Regions from separate parts of the Homo sapiens genome. Here region 2 is linked to region 1. Evidence: chromatin loops called from intact Hi-C (ENCODE). Cell type or tissue: PC-9. All regions are shown on one strand. Each heading gives the region's core, and the rest is flanking DNA. Links, peaks and the distances in the headings are about the cores only. Region 1 overlaps TJAP1 (tight junction associated protein 1). Region 2 holds the start of CRIP3 (cysteine rich protein 3).

Region 1 (8,337 bases), core at 2,586-6,585:
AGAGTAGGCAGGGGGCCAGGTCAGGGCTGCAGGCAACTTGTCCCAAGAGGGTGAGGTTGTACTTGCCCAGAGGGGTGGCGGGCATAGCTGTTGGAGGGGCAGCAGGGCTGGTCTGGGCACAGACTGACATCTTCTAGCCTTGTCTTCAGCCCAGAGCAGAACCTCTGCCCAGTCCCCACCCTATGAGCTGTTGGCTGCCTGCCTGCCACGCGCCCGGGATTGCTGAAGGCTTTACTCATGTATCTCAGGAACAGCTGCATGCCGGAAACTGGGGGCTGGTGGCAAGCAGGAGGGGTACCCCGGAGACGATGTGGGCGAGGCCGAACCCAGTTTTGGTGGGATCAGCCCACTGCTCTGGGGGACTGCTATTCATGGGGAGTCAGTGGGAGAGGGGCTGTATTAATGGTGCAAGGAGTGGGGATCTTCATGAGCAATCCCCAGGACCAAGGCCAGGTCACCTGGTTCCAGGGCTTACGCTTGCAGGGTGACCATTTGTGTTCCTTAGACATCAGTTGGGGGCAGAGACTGGATTTCAGAGGCTTGAGAAGCGGCCAGACTTGTGTGGCGGGAGTGTAGCTGACCCCCACTGGGGCACAGCTTCCCACAGGCTTGCAGACTTCAGAGACTCCACATCCAGCACTTACAGCTCAGGACAGTTCCTGAGGGGGAGGCCCCAGTCCCTGTGTGATCAGACATTTGTGTTTTAGTGGTTGATGAGGGGCTTTAGGAAGGGCTTGTATTTATTATTATTTATTTATACCCTGCTGGGTTCCAAGGGAATTAAGGTGGCATACAACACAGCTGGTGTATTCTGAAACGGCTGGGTGTTCCTTTCATTTTAAAAGCAGTAGCGATTACTAACTTCCGTTTGACTTTGCTTGGTTGAATTATGAAGAAGAGCTTGGATGATTTTCATGGTAATGTGTGGGCCCTTCCTGATTCAGAAGGTTGTGTTCATTGACTCCTTAAGGTCTCTCACTTGCTTGATTCATTGACAGCTGAGAGCAGAAAGGCTTCGTAGTAGGTTCAGAAATTATCTGAACCCAGATAAACTGATGGGGCCACAATTACCTGAAGTAGGTATTGGTGATGTGGAGAGTAGGGAGGTAGTTGCTCTCTAGGGCAAGCTAGCTGCTCCAGGATCAGGAGAGTTGTGGAGTGAGGTAGTAGTGCAGAACGTGGGGAGCTGGAGATGTTTGGTGGGGAAGGCTGAAGTTGGAAAAGCCAAAGAACCATATCCAGTCTGGATTCCTGTCTCCCTCTCCTGGGCTGGTGTTGAAGGGATGGCCTCAGCCTCAGCTGGGAGAAGGATGGATGCTTGAACCTCCTTTCCTCTTCTGCATCTCTGACTTTGCCTGAGCTTTAGGCAGAACCCCGGAAAGGATGGCAGAAGGGAAGTGGGACGGCATCTTTGGCTCTTGGGCTGGAAACTTTTTGCTGTTGCTCCTATGGGTGCTTGCTGGGAACGGTAAGATAGTATATTGGGGAGCAGCAGGATTCTGAAGAGATTTCTCTCTCATACCACTCTGTCTCTAGCAACAGCAATCTTCCACCACGGTGGAAGCCCCTGATCAAATATGCGTACCCACAAAAGGGAGCAGGTATAAGTCCCACCTCCTGGTTAAAGAGTGATGCTTGGCAAATTTTTTTCCTTTTATTAAAGGACACTGCTCAGCCAGCTTCTGGTACAGATCATGCCTTACACCTATTCTGTCTACACTCTGCTCAGCTGTTCAGAGGGTTCACAGTGCAGCTCTGCTGTGCGTGCCGAGTCCCATTTCTAATGAAAGTAGACTTTGTTCTCTGAAGGCAGCTAATCATGCCCCATGGGCTGTAATCAGGGAGAAGGTATTTAATACAGGGCAGGCGGCAACAGGCGGCCTGCACCGACTGGCAAATTGCAACATGGCAATTAGGAAGCTATCACCCCTCTCTCCACCCCAGCAGATATGAAGTAGAGTCTTTCCTTTGAACTGATTTTTGAGTAAGCAAAGAATGAATGCTATGCAGAGCATGGCAGAAGCTGGGGTTGGATGGGGTAGGATGCAGCAGGGGCAGGGAGGGTTGAGGAGAGTCCCTTTTCCTTCTCACTTCACCTTCATGGGATGGGGAAGGGTTGCTGCTACTCTGGGTGTCTCCCTCAACACTGCCTGCAGGTCCAGCCCAAGAAGCCCCAGGCCACGCTAGGTCAGCGAGAGGTTTTAACCTAGGCCTCAACCTTTCTCCCAGGGCATAGCTGTTCTTACAGAACAGACCCAGCACGTTATCTGGTAGTCCAACATCCTGAGTCATCTGCCCTCAGTTCCTCAAGGCTTAGGTTTAGTTTGGGGTGGGGGTGGGAGTGGGATTCTTCCTTGTTGATTTCCTTTTTTTTTTTTTTTTTTTTTGAGACGGAGTCTCTGTCTCCCAGGCTGGAGTGTAGTGGCGCGATCTGGACTCACTGCAATCTCCACCTCCTGGGTTCAATTTTTGTAGAGACAGGGTTTCACCATGTTGGCCAGGCAGCTCTCGAACTCCTGACCTCAAGTGATCCGCCTGCCTTGGCCTCCCACAGTGCTGGGATTACAGGCGTGAGCCACCATGTTGGGCCAGCTCTGTTGATTTCCTGATCTTCCTCCAGAAGACCATTTTCTGGGAGGTGCCCTGGAGCCAGCTCAGCATCCAGAGGCCAGGAGGCCCCAGAGGCTGTCCTTGGCTGCCGCTTGCTCATCATGGGCCATGGCCCATTCTGAGCTGTCCAGCTGCTCTCCTTAGGGACCTTTTCTTCCCCACATGGGATTGGGAGTCCTCCTTGGGCTGAAACACTCCAAGGCAACTTGGGAAACCTTTGGGTGAAGGAGATGTGGCCAGGGGAGGCTGCACCTGGTAGCTGGGTCTTCCTGGAGGGACCACTCTGATGCCATCTGCCTCACCCCTTTACCTTCTCCCAGCTTGCAGGCCAAGTGTCCCGATGCTTCTCTCTTTGTTATCCACTGCACCATGCATCACTGTCCTCCTTGGGTCTGTCCGGACTTTCCCTGCACACCTTCCTTGCCTCCAGTCAAGGACTGTGGGCTGCCAGGCCCGTTGTATTCCTGTTCATTGCTGGAACTGTGGGCCCCTAATGGGCTGGATCTGGGGCACTCAGCAGATTTCAGAAGTTGGAGCTAGGGCCTGGGTGTTGGGCACACCCTGTGTTTATGGACACAGGGCAGGAAGTGGTTGGTACACATCTCCCTCGCAGCCTGGTGTTGAGGAACACCATGGGCCCCCTGGTGGATTGTCTTCCCAGTGGGCATTGCCTTCTGCTTCCTTAGTTGGGAGTGGTTTCCCATACCTGTAACTCTGACATGCGTGGAAAGAATAGGCTCTGGCAGAGAGAATAACCTCCCATCACAACCACCCCCATCCCCAGAGAGTCTGTCTGCATTTACTGCCTGTCCCACTGCCAGCTACCTTCTCAGGATACTCCTTGCCTAGCAAGCCAGATCGCCTCTGGCCATGGAAGCCCTGGGGATAAATACATGCTGTAGGGCCAGGGAGTGGGGCTTGAGGTCAGGGTGAGGCAGGAGGAGCTAGAGGATGTGTGGCAACTAGAGCCAGGGCTGCAGGGTGTGGAGTGAAGCAGCCTTCCCTACAGGATTGCTGGACACCCAAGTGCGTTTGTGTCCTCCCTGCCTGCCTGCCGTTCATGCAGGTGTTTCGGTACCAAGAGGACAGCACAGGCCTTGCCAGGAATAGGGACAAGGGAGTACAGAGGAATAGAGGAGGGGCACACAAAGGGGCCTGCAGAGAGAAAGGGCTTCCTGAGATGACTGGGGAGCACATGGGGGAAGGGAGCTGGGACCTGGACCCTCTGTAGAGAAGGGGAAAGGCAGAGACCAACTCTCTGAGCTGCCCCTTTACTTTGTAGAAGCTCTTGACTGCTCGCATCTCTCACTCTTCCATCTCTGGCCATACCCTGTTTTCCAACTCACGCACCCCACACATTTACCCTCTGAGTATCAGAATCCACATACCCAGGTGGGTTTAGGACTTTCTAGGCCTCTCCCTCAGGCCATAGGAGCACCCACCCCGGGCTCCTCTGGAGGGGCAGCCCCAAGGAACCTGTTGGGGTAACTTGTTTGCTCCCCACACCCCGGGAATGTGCCGTCCTTTCAGGCCCGCCCACCCGGATTCCTGTGCAGGGAGTCAGCCGACACAGCATGTTGCATGTGCCCTGTGGGGACACGTTCTGCCTCCTGTCAGGGGGAGGAGGCTGGCGGCCGTGCCTGTGCTGCCGCACCTCAGCTCCCCACCGAACCCCAAACCAGGGCCCAGGCTGTCCAGACAGAGGAGGGAGACCACTCCTGCTTCCCCACCCTCCCTACCCTCTCACCATTCTCCCTGCCCCGGGCCCTGTTGGAATGTGACAGGAGTCATGGCCAGGGCATGTCCCGACAGTGGGAACACATGCTTTAGCCCGCAAGGCTTCCCTCAACCTCCAGCTCTGTTTAGGTTGATGGGGGCGGGAAGAGATTGTTTTTTCTGCCCAGAAGGCCACCTGAGGTTACTGCCTGATCACTGGTGGCTGCTGCCCCCGTGCTGCAACCCAGCTAATTACAGGTGGGGGCCAGGGAGGGGTGTGCACCCATCTCTGAACCTCAGGAGGCCGGAGGGGCTCTCACAGGTCACTCAGTCCAGCCACCTCTGTGTAGATAAGGAACTGAGCTATCCAGTGAGGAAGGGCATTACACAGGGCCCCACAGTGTCAGTGCTGAGCCTGGAGCCCAGGTGTCTCCAACTCCCCCGACTGGGGTTTTCTTCACGAGTGTTCCTCAGCCTTGGCACTCTGGATATTTTCTATTGGGAATCATTTGTGGTGGGAGTTGCCCTATGGTTGTGGGATGACCAAAGCATCCCCGGCTTCTACCCACTAGGTGCCAGTGGCACTCCTTCCCTCCAGGTTTCGACAACCAAAAATGTCTCCAGACACTTGCCAGACGTCCCTGGGGAAGGAGAGTGGGCGCCAGACGTCCCTGGGGAAGGAGGGTGGACAGAGTTGCCTGGTTGAGAGCTACTGCTCTGTGTTGCTCCCTTTTCAGATTTCTTCTCCTAGCCCTATGCCTCCTCATTGCAAAGGCCGGTGACCATCATTATACACCAAATAGCCTTGGGCCTCCTTCTGGAAATGCTAGGTGCTCTCTTTCCATCATTTTCTCTATCTTCTTGGATCTCTGTGAGGCTTTTTCCTGGTGTTCTCATTTGTAACCCATGTTCCCCAAATCTCTTAGTTGTTTCCAAACTCTGAGAGGCTTGGGAGATGAGGACCGATGTGGAGTAGGGACAGGACGGAACCGGACCTATTCCAGAATTGGGCAATGTGCTGAGACCATGAACACACAGACACATGTATCTCATCTGGGCCTGTGACAGTACTGTCATGGAGAAAGGCAGGAACCCAGTGCTTCCAGTCATCTGCCTCCAGCCGCTTTCCCCTCAGGCCCTCTGTTTCATGGCCTTCCTGCCGTGGTTCTCCCTGGGGGGCCTTCCAGGTCCCAGACTGGGCAGCAGGCCTGTAGCACTGACAGACAGGCGGCTGACACCTGGTTTCCACTTTCTTCCCTTCTCTGGTTTCAGGAGCTGTGGCTAAAGGAAGTGGAGGGGCCGTGGGATGCGGAGAGCCGAGGGCTAACTCCCGGACAGCGGAACAGAGAGAGCTGCCGACAAACAGACGGTATGTCCCTGATGAGGCCTGTGCCCTCAGCCTGGCTCTCTTCTGGGGAGGGGCAGGTGAGGGGGCAGCCAAGTGTTCTCTCTCGGCGGGGGCTGGTGAAAAGAGTGGTGGAGGCCACAGGGGTTTGGTCATCAGTGGCTGAGGCCAGAGAGCTCTCTTGGGCCTTGAGACTCCCACTGGGGATCCTGGATTGTATCCCCAAACTCACATTTTTGGTTATGATTTTTTTTAAACTAACATTTATTCAACATTTCCTAAGTGTTTTACATCATCTTCCCAACAACCCTATGAATTGGTGCTATTCTTAACTGGAATCAGTAGCTCACACCTATAATCCCAGCACTTTGGAAGGCCAAGACAGAGGGATTGCTTGAGCTTGAGAGTTTGAGCCTGGGCAACAAAGTGAGACGCTGTGTACAAAAAATAGCCAGGTGCAGTGGCACATGCTTGTGGTCCGAGCTACACAGAAGGCTGAGGCAGGAGGATTACTTGAGCCCAGGAGGTCGAGGCTGCAGTGAGCCAAGATTGCGCCACTACACTCCAGCCTGGGCAACAGAGCAAGACCCTGTCTCAAAAAAGAAAAGAAAAAAAGAAATTGATGCTGTTTTATCGCTAATTTAGAGTTGAGAAAACTAATGCATAGAGAGCAGTTTTACCTTCTGAGGCCTTCAGAGCCCACAAAGGAGAGTGGTAAGGAGGGTGGTGGGCTGCTTTGAAGCTCCCTGTCCCACTCTTAGAACCTAGGTGTTCAGGCCCTAGGCCCTGCCTTTCCCACCCATCTGTTCCCCGTTGGACCCATGCCCCACCCTCCAGCACTCCTTTGACCTATGGGGACTGACACACCTAAGTCCTGCCCCTCTAGTGACTCCAGTAATGGCCCAGGCCTGTCAGCCTATGTGGTGGCCTCAACATATGTCCCCTTTCACCATCTTTGTTTTTTCTCAGTCCAGAGTCCTTCTGGCCACATCTCTGAGCCTGCCTCCTTCTTGCTTCTCAGCAGGCGGAGGAGCCGTCACCTCCCAGAATGACTAGTGCCGCCCCTGCTAAGAAACCCTACCGTAAGGCACCACCAGAGCATCGGGAGCTGCGTTTGGAAATTCCTGGATCCCGGCTTGAGCAGGAGGTCAGCAAGACTGGTATCACAGCCTGACCGGCAGAGGCAAGGCCCCTGAGGCTGGGTGTCTGGCTGACTTCTCCTGCCTGAGCTTCTGGTCCTGAGTTGGGGTGAGAGTGGGCCTTGCTGTTGCAGGCCTGAGGTCTCCTAGCCGCAGTAGTGCAGGTGGGGGTAATGTAGGCTCAAGGGGGACTGTCTGTGAGTATATGTCCACATGTCAGGGAACCCCTGAGTCTTTGTAGCTTAGCAGAAATGATCCCATATGATATTCTCCCTGCAAGAGGCAGCCCAGTAGACTGAGGGGTCCTAATCTGCTAGTGGTTGGGACTCTGGTCCTCCGTAGTGGAGTAGAGCCATTCAACCTGTGGCCCCTTTGGGGCATATCAGGAGGCAGTGCTACAGCCACTTCCCACCAGCACAGCTGCTCTTCATTGTCCCCAGGAAGTCCAGCCCTTCCTCCAGCTTTGCTTTGTTTGGCTAACATTTGTTGAATATGTACTCCCTGCCAGGAACTGTTAGGTCCGGACTCTGCTCTTCGGGGCCTATAGTCAGCTGCAAAACATTGGCTCTCCTGCCCCATTAACTTCACTCACAGGCAGAAACGAGGGCCACAGTGGTTTACTGCCCTTGCAGCCATATCTCCATCTGGTCACAGTGCGTGGAGCACATTTAAAGAACCTGAGACGCAGCATGTGCTGAGCATCAGGCATACTGTAGCCTGCTTTGGTCAGATTCAAGGTAGAAAAGCCATGACTTGCTCATTTCAGTTCAGGGAACATTAAATTAAGATGCCAGCTATTATGCTAGGTGCTACCCAGCGAGCATTACCTCAGTTTTATAAATGAGGGAACTAAGGCTCGGTGAGGTGAAGGCTGTATAATCAGTATGCAGTAGAATAGGGTGAAATCCAGTTGTCAGAGTCAATGGACAAAGGAAGCCACCTACCTCCATTTTCTGCCAGAGGCTGCTCTTCTGAAGCAGTCAGTTCCACATAGAATAGGCCCCTTGATGTTTCCCTCTCGCGATAGCAGGGGCCTACTCTGCTTTGTGGTTGGCTGAACTTGACTCTTGAGCCATGACTGCCATAGGGGTTTGGGGAAGATGGGGCAGGAGGTTAAAAGACAGACAAGGCACTTCCTCCCCTTAGTCAGGATTAGTCCTCTTCTCCCATGCACTTGTTCTTCCTGAGCCTCTGCAAGAGCCTGATTCTGCCTTTGTCTTCATCTCAAGGCTGAGGGCTTTGTCAGAGCTCAGAACTCGTGTGTATAGTTCAGCCTGACTTTTCTGGAAGGTCTCTGCCATACCTCTGTGGATACAGGACCCACCAGGAGCCGAGTGAACAGCTGAGAGGCTGTCTGCCCCTGGGGAGAGGTAGCTTGGGTGCCAGGACTTATTTGAAAATGGCTTTAGGATTGGATTAAGGGTGAAGGTTGGAAGAGGTTCTTGAATCTTCTGGTTGGCATGGGAGAGGGTAGTCGAGGCTTGTCCCAGCATTACTGAATTGCTTCCATCCGTAGAGAGCCCTGCA
Region 2 (8,337 bases), core at 1,627-5,626, 190 kb before region 1:
GAACACAAATACATAAGGTTGTTCAGGAAGATGTGTATGTGTGCACACTCAAGTATGCCTACACATCAGGGGTGTGTACAAGCATGTGTGTGAGTCACTTGTACAGGCGTTTGTATACCAGGAACTGGGGTGAGCCCTGGGACAGCCCTGATGGGGCAGGCTGGGGTGGTAGGCTCGGGGATTAAACCCCACCATTGCTCACAACTCCTTCCTCCCTAGTGCCCCAACCAGTCTTCAGGAGGAAGAGATGCCCATGAAGCAGGTCCAGAACTAAGTGGGAGTGGAGGCAGGCCCTCCACAGAAGCTCTGCAGCAGGGGCTGGGAGAGCAGAAGGGCAGGCCCTGCAACTCAGGCTGGGAGTATCGAACCCTCTGCCTAGGGCCGGAGTTGCTGCCAGTACCCGCTCCCTCTGCTCATCCATCCTTGATTATTTGGCTTCTAGGAACAGTTGACTTCCCAGAATGCAGTGGGCTGCTGGGCACCCCTCTCACGGTTGGGGAGGATTCTGTAAATAAAGGTGCCCCTTGGGTTGGGGCAGTGGTGACGAGCTGTGGGAAGAGCCCTGGATAGGAAGCCACTGAGTCTGCCCTGGGCTCTGATAAAACCTTCACCATTAACTTGCTGTGTGACCTTGGGCATGTGGCTTTCCCTCTCTGGGCCTCAGTCTGTTCATCTCCCAAATGGATAATGAAGCCTCTTGGGAGGCCCTACCATAGGATCTGTTGCCATGCTCAAATGAGTTACTGAATAAGGTGCTTCTGCTTCTTCTAGAGATGGTGCTAAAGAAAGGACTAGCATATGAGACTTCTGGTACCAATGGGGCTGGTGGGCATGCTGTCCACTGTGTGGTGCTAGGACTGCCAATGCCAGGCCCAAGGGACAAAAAGAACAGAGCTTTTTGTTCTCATGGCTGGCCCTGCTACCTCCGAGGCACCCTGCAGGGCAATGCATGTCATCCCAACCCCCACACTCCCCATCCTCCAACCCACTGGTCTCATGCCCAAAGAAGAGTTGAAGGCATGGGAGCCAACATTTTATTGAAGAAGCCACAGAGGCTGAAATTCAATAAACACAAGTTTTATGAGTACCTTGAAGCTCCAGAATGTGCTGGGGAAAGGGGTTGTGATGGCCAGGAGGAGGATACCCTTCAAAACGGGCTGTTCCCTAACCAGATAGAAATGGGAAAGGGAAAAAATTGGCAGAGAAAGTCTAGACTCTCTGGCCTACCATGGAGCCTAGGCCCAGGCCCCCAAGATCCCACCTTCCCCAACCCCCATGGGACTGGAGATTTTTGTAGCTTCCATTGGACCATGAGGGGCATGATGGGAGGCCTGAGTTAGGGTGACCTTTTTTGTGAGCGTCTCATTTGAATTTTATCTTCACTGGGTCATAGATGTAGCAGCCCACATCGCCAATGTTCACACCTGAGAGAGAGAGCCCTATCACCAAAGGCCCTGGGTCTGTGGTGCAGGGTTCAGGCCTAGAGGGAACTTGGTGGGGGGGCCAGGGTATGCTTAACCACAGGGGAAGTTGTCCACACATACCCACAGACCATGTACATGCCATACTTCAGGCATGTACATGCCATCCCAGTGTCTGGGATGGGGCTGCCCACCTTTGGGGCCAAACAGGTAGCCGTAGCAGGGGACGTGGCAGTAGGGGACTCCATCATGCTGAGACACAGAGAGAAAGAGAGCTGTCTCAGCCTGGTTCTCTTCCCATCTCCAGCCTCCTCCCAACATAACCACTCATTCCTGCCCTGCTCACCTCAGCATGACTCCCAGCAGTCAGGGTCTTGTGGCAACGCTGGCACCTCAGACACGGTCGGTGCCAATTTCTGCCTAATGACATCACCTTCTCAGCTGGTGGTGGAAAGAAGTGGTAATGCTTCCATTCTAGGGGTAGAGTAGGGAGACCTACCTGCCTTGGATCACCTCCCTCCCCCTTGCTGCCCACCCTGTATCCCCCTCCCCAAGTTTTCCACTGTTACTTACCAAAATAGACGGGCTCCCCACAGCCAGGGCACAGCGAGGTCTCCCCAGTGAATGTCTTCATATGGGGAGGGCCTTTAAAGGGGAAGAGGCCCTGGCTATGTCTGAGGTGGAGATGCCCACCAGCACCTGCCTGCATATGGTGCTGTCCTCTTTCAAAAGCCATGCTCATTCCAGAGTGCCCCACCCAGGCGCCCAAGAGTCTGCCTTCTACAGGCCCAGAGCTGAGCCCCCTCTGACTCCACCTCCTGCCCCATCCCTATGTGTATTAGGGACTATCTGCTTCCTTCTCCTGCTTCCTTTTCATCCTCCCAGGGGCTCACGTACCCACCATCCCAACCCTGTTAGCAACTCAATCCTCAGGAAACTTGAGCTGATATAGGAGCTGGCCACAGCACGGGTGTCAGGTGTTGGGGAGCACAGTGTCATTGCCTACTTCAGGGAATGGAGGGAAAGAACAGGGACCAGAGGAGAAAAGTTGAAGAATATGAGAGGCTGGCCTTATCCCAATGACTCCTCTCCTTTAGATCATTCCTTCCATGGCCCTGGCCTGGGACAGACCTAAGTTCCTGGCCAGCTTTGCCTCTGACTAGCTTTGTGGATGGACAGTCATTTGCCCTGTCTGGATCTCACTTTCCTCACCTGTAACACACGAGGAGAGGGGATAATGCCATCTGCCCAATTAACCTCTTTTTTTTTTTTTTTTTTTTTTTTTGAGATGGAGTCTCGCTCTGTTGCCCAGGCTGGAGTGCAATGGCATGACCTTGACTCACTGCAACCTCCGCCTCCTGGGTTCAAATGATTCTCCTGCCTCAGCCTCCCAAGTAGCTGGGATTACAGGCATGAGCCACCACACCTGGCTAATTTTTGTATTTTTAGTAGAGATGGGATTTCACCATGCTGGCCAGGCTGGTCTCGAACTCCTGACCTCATGATCCACCTGCCTCGGCCTCCCAACAATTTACCTCTTAACTCAGCAGCTCACATGAGGGAATAGAAAGAAAGAAAGAAAAAAAAAGCGGGGAGTAGATAGAGAAGACTTTGCCAAGAATGAAGTTGTGAGAATGTGAAGCAGAGGGCTGGATAGGAGACTGCCACCTGGCCCAACCTCCGCTCCAGCTTGGGGAAGGGTCGGGAGGAGGACTGGGAGGAGCTGAGCCCAGCCTTACTTTTCTTGCCTTGGGGGAGGCCAGTCCTTGGCCTGGGAGGGCTGAAGCTGCTGGGGCTGAGAGGAGTGGTGCAGCCAGGGCTGGGAGTGGGGGGATTGTACAAGTAGGAGCCTACACCACCAATGTTCACCCCTGAAGAGAGAATAGGGGAGGTCAGGCTTGAGCCCCCAGCTCCCAGCCACAAGGAGGGTTCTGCTGACCCATGGCCCCTTAAGGCTGGTACTTACCCCTGGGTCCAAAGAGAGCCCCATAGCATGGCTTGTGGCAGTATGGCCTCCCATTGTGCTGGGCACAAGCAGAGGGAAGTGGGTTACTCAAGGCCAGCGGGAGCCATGCCCCACAGGCCTTCACCCCAGACAGGCTGCCAGGTGTGTCTGTCCACTGGCTGAGTCTGGTGGGCCTGGGAGGGGTGGGGGATGGGCTGGCATGCCAGCATTTCCACTGTGGTCAAGGGAGGAAGAGCAAGAGCAGCTCAGAAGGTGACGCTGCTTCCCACTCACCCTGATCCCCAAAACCATGGGATCCACAGTCACGACCCAGGTTCCCAAATTCCTGGCTGGTGTGGGGTCCACCAGGTGGGCGGCCTTGGGGTTGGCTACTGAGGTTCCCTTTGGCAGGCCTCCAGTGCTGAAGTTGGGGGCTGGTGCCTGGGGGGTGGGAGGCAGTGATGTAAACAGGGCAGTGCTCCCTGGCCAGGTCTTACCTCTGCATGCCCGCCAGGGGACAGGATGCTGTGGCAGCGCTCACATTTCAGGCAGAAGCGGTGCCAGTTCTTGCCCAGGGAGCTCACCTTCTCAGCTGTGGAGGACAAAGTGGAACCGAGCTGCGAGGAGCCTGTCCAAGCATAGGGCCCCTCCTTTCCCTCTTCGGCCCTCTAGGGAATTAGGTTGGCCTGCCCTGCTTCCTGGAGATGAGTGTCTCCAGGAGGCCAGCTCCATCCCGCTCCGGTTTCACACTCCCCACAGAGCTCTCAGAGGAAGGGAGAAGACCCGAGTGGGAGCGGGTGGTGCGGAGACTACCAGCCGCTGCAGGTGAAAAGGGTGTCTGGGACTACACTGTGGCTAGCCCTCCGCGTCCTCAGGGAATCCAGCGGCTCCCATTCGCCCCATCTTCTCCCCCTCCGCAGCCCGGGCCTCACCGAAGAAAACAGGTTGCTGGCAACGCGGACAGGTCCAGCTCATAGCTCCGCTCCAGGCAGCGCACGCGGCACACAGTAGGTACGCCGCTGCGGCTCAGTTCCGCCCCCTCCGCAGGCTCCACCCACGGCTCAGCTTTGAGCCTCCCTGGGCGGAATCCGCGGTTCCTCGGCGCTCATTGGTTATCAGAAATTTAGAACCACTCCACTTGGGAGACAAAGGGCTATTTCGCTGTTACTTCAAAGAGCATTAAAGCCTCGGTCAGACCCACGGGGAGGAGAGAGGATCTTGAAGCCGTGGACTCCAGACTAGGAAGGCACATGTGTAACGAAGACACCTGGACAGGGAGCTCTACTAGTTTCTGGAGCGGTAAGGACAGGAAAAATGTCCACAGTGCAGACATCATTAAAACACTACTCTCTCCAAAGCGAGGGAGTAGGCATTCTTTGAAATGCAAAATTCCACCTTGGCAGTATAGCAAGTGGTTGAAAGCAACAAAATCTGGAGCCCGTCTCTGGTACCCTACTCTTTGACTTCAGGCAAATTACTGAACCTCCCTCTCTGCCTCCATTTTCTCATCTGTGCAATGAGTATGATAACAGTCTCTGCCTCATAGGATTGTTATGAGAGTTAAATAGGTTAATACATGTAGAGTGCCCAAACAGCGCCTGGCATGTAAACGCTGTAACAGCTATAGCTATCACTATGATGGATCCCTTAATGAACTCAAGACTCGGTTTGGAAGCCTCAGAACATGGTCTGTATACAATCGTTTACTCCTAAAGCTGTAGGGTGGCTGGACACAGTGGCTGACACCTGTAATCCCAGCACTTTGGGAGGCCAAGGTGGGCGGATCGCCTGAGGTCAGGAGTCCAAGACCAGCCTGGCCATCGAGGCGAAACTGCGTCTCTACTAAAAATACAAAAATTAGCTGGGCGTGGTGGCGCATGCCTGTAATCTCAGCTACTCGGGAGGCTGAGGCAGGAGAATCGCATGAACCGGGAGGTGTGGAGGTTGCAGTGAGCCGAGATCGCACCACTGTACTCCAGCCTGGGGGACAAGAGCGAGACTCCATCTCAAAATAAATAAATAAATAAAAATGAAAACCAACTACACATTTCTAATCTGGTTTGCTTTAAAATTTTTAAATATTTGTGTTTTTAATGAATGTATTTATTTGAGGCAGGGTCTCTGTTGCCCAGGCTGGAATGTAGTGGTGCATCGTAGCTCACTGCAGTCTCCACCTGCCCGGCTCAAGCGATCCTCTCACTTTAGCCTCTGGAGTAGCTGGGACTACAGACACATGCCACCACACCTGGCTAATTTTTGTATTTTTTGTAGAGATGGGGTTTTGCCATGTTGCCCAGGCTGGTCTCGAATTTCTGGGCTCAAGCGATCCACCTGCCTGGGCCTCCCTAAGTGCTGGGATTACAGGTATATGCCCCCATGCCCAGATAAATATTTGTTAAAAGTAGTTCAATAGACTCTCTGGCACCATTAAAGAGATCCTGGGGACTGCCCAGTCTGTGGGCTGTAATGTTGATGGCCGCCACCCTCATGACATCATAGATGATATCAACAGTGGTTCTGTGGAATGCCCAGCCAGTTAAGCACAAAGGAAAATATTTCAATAAAGGATCATTTGACAACTGGTGGAAAAAAAAAAAAGTAGTTCAATAGTGCTTCAAAGGATATTTCAAGAAATTTAAATCCAGAGAATGGAAGAAATATTTGCAAATCTGATAAGGATCTAGTAACCAGATTATATAAATAACTTATAATGCAATAACAAAAAGACAACCCAATTAAAAGTGAGCAAAGTATTTGAATAGATGTTTTTCTAGAGATACACAAATGGCCAATAAGCACATGAAGAGATGCTGAATATCAATAGTCATTAGGGAAATGCAAATTAGGACCACAATGAGATACCATTTTATACTGACTAGGATGGTTATAATTAAAGAGACAAATATTGGCAAGAATGTGGCAAAATTGGATCCCTCATACATTGTTGGTGGCAACATAAAATGGTGTGGCCACATTGGACAACAGTCTGGCAGTTCCTCAAAAAGTTAAACATAGAGTTACCATATGACTCAGCAATTCCACTTCCAGGTTTATACCCAGGTATATAAGAGAAATGAAAACATATGTCTATACAAAAACTTGTACATGAATGTTCATAGCAGGACTATTTACAATAGTCAAAAGGTAGAAACAGCCCAAAAGTTCATTAACTGATAATGGATAAACAATATGTAGTATATCTGTATGATAGAATATTGCTCAACTGTAAAAAAGAATGTAATACTGATGCATGTTACAACACAGGTAAACCATAAAAACATTAAGTAAGAAAAGCAAGACACAAGAGGCCACATATCATATGAATCAATTCATATGAAATATTTAGAATAGGTAAATCCACAGAGACAGACAGTAGATTAGTGGTTGGCCAGTCAAGGAGATGGAATTGGAAATGTCCACTAATGGGTTCGAAGCTTCTCTATGGGAAGATAAAAATGTTCTGGAATTAGATAGCAGTAATGTTTGTACAACCTTGGAAATATACTAAAAAGCATGAACTGTAGACTTTAAAAAGGCGAATTTTATGGTATATGCGTAATGTCTTAACAACAACAACAACAACAACAATAGAACCTGAAGAAAACTAAAGAAAAAAGGCGGCCAGAAGTGGTGGCTTACGCCTGGTCCCAGCACTTTGGGAAGCTGAGGCAGGTGGACCACTTGAGCCTAGGAGTTAGAGACCAGCCTGGGCAACATGGCGAACCTCATCTCTACAAAAAATCAGCTGGGCTTGGTGGCATGTGCCTGCGAGGCTGAGGTGAGAGAATCACCTGAGCCCGGGAAGTTGAGGCTGTAGTGAGCTGAGATCACGCCACTGCACTCCAGCCTGGGCAACAGAGTGAGACTGTCTCAAAAAAAAAAAAAAAAAAAGGCAGGGGGACTGGGGGGAAAGGTAGCCAATGAAGAGCTGGAGGGAAGAGCTGATAAACTTGTGCCAGTGTCCCAGCAGAGGAGACAATAATCAATCCCTCTATGAAGGATGGAAGTGAAACCGAGTTTTCTTGAGTAAGTTCCTTTGTTACATCAAATCCGTTGAGGAAGGGCTTGCACCAAATTCATCAATGGACTGCAGTGCTGTGCTCTGCTAGGTGAAAGGCGCACTGTCTTAAGTGTCTCCTCTTGGGACATCAGTTCCTTCATCTGGGTAATGGGGTAGGGACTGGGGTCTATGAACTTCCACTGGATATTCCTGTTCCTGAATTGTCTCCATCAATCCTTTTTACTTATAACACTTGTTTTATCATTCTTAAGTTCTAAGGGTAGAAGCCTTCCACACTGTAATTTTTCTACACTTTCTCATTATTTGTTTCTTGTTTCAGGGAATATTTCAAGATGCTTAGTTTTATAACTGTTTCTTGAAAGGCTTCTTCTTTAACAAATTTGAAAAATATTAGTTTTAGCTTCCACTGAATTTTCCTGTCTTGTTTCTGCCTCTCATTTCTTGTTTTTTTTTTTTCTTTTCTTTTTTTTTTTTTTTTTTGAGACAGAGTCTCGCTCTGTTGCCCAGGCTGGAGTGCAGTGGTGCGTTCTCGACTCACTGCAACCTCTGCCTCCTGGGTTCAGGTAATTCTCCTGTCTCAGCCTCCTGAGTAGCTGGGACTACAGGTGCGCGCCACCACGCCCAGCTAATTTTTGTATTTTTAGTAGAGACGGGGTTTCACCATGTTGGCCAGGCTGGTCTCGAACTCCTCCTGACCTCAAGTGATCCATGTGCCTCGGCCTCCCAAAGTGCTGAGATTACATGTGTGAGCCACCGTGCCTGGCCTAAAAATTATTTAAAAAAGAAATGAAGCCGGACGCGATGGTTCACGCCTGTAATCCCAGCACTTTGGGAAGCTGAGGTGGGTGGATCGCTTGAGGTCAGGAGTTCGAGACCAGCCTGGCCAACATGGTGAAATCCTGTCTCTACTAAAAATACAAAAATTAGCCAGGCATGGTGGTGCACGCTTG

The links. Hi-C counts contacts between places; a loop is a spot of excess contacts. Peaks named below come from ENCODE experiments on the same cell type or tissue, not always from the same donor. Only the 100,000 strongest peaks of a DNase experiment are listed, where the experiment ranks them.
Region 2: it touches region 1 in a loop (4-fold over the local background); 4 of 110 quality-filtered maps call a loop at or near these places.

Annotation. Positions count from the first base shown.
Region 1 is chr6:43,492,283-43,500,619 of GRCh38, forward strand. It overlaps TJAP1 (tight junction associated protein 1), which reads left to right. Exons shown (of 11, transcript NM_001350562.2): 3 at 5,599-5,695; 4 at 6,696-6,818. The coding sequence starts at 6,720. Among named protein-coding and RNA genes, the nearest start is that of LRRC73, 14 kb to the right of the region's middle. RefSeq lists a silencer at 4,547-4,596. In PC-9, for the core only: CTCF peaks have their summits at 3,266 (motif pointing left), 4,558 and 4,759; DNase peaks (open chromatin) are centred at 3,419, 4,149 and 4,499; H3K27ac peaks cover 854 bases.
Region 2 is chr6:43,304,452-43,312,788 of GRCh38, forward strand. CRIP3 (cysteine rich protein 3) reads right to left here and starts at 4,375. Exons shown (of 8, transcript NM_206922.3): 1 at 4,299-4,375; 2 at 3,864-3,958; 3 at 3,388-3,445; 4 at 3,161-3,292; 5 at 1,995-2,066; 6 at 1,768-1,862; 7 at 1,616-1,673; 8 at 1,021-1,424. The coding sequence starts at 4,341. The coding sequence ends at 1,363. It overlaps SLC22A7 (solute carrier family 22 member 7), which reads left to right. Exons shown (of 11, transcript NM_153320.2): 11 at 220-1,087. The coding sequence ends at 274. It also overlaps the pseudogene RPL12P47. RefSeq lists an enhancer at 3,035-3,892. In PC-9, for the core only: a CTCF peak has its summit at 3,861 (motif pointing right); a DNase peak (open chromatin) is centred at 3,960; H3K4me3 peaks cover 1,186 bases.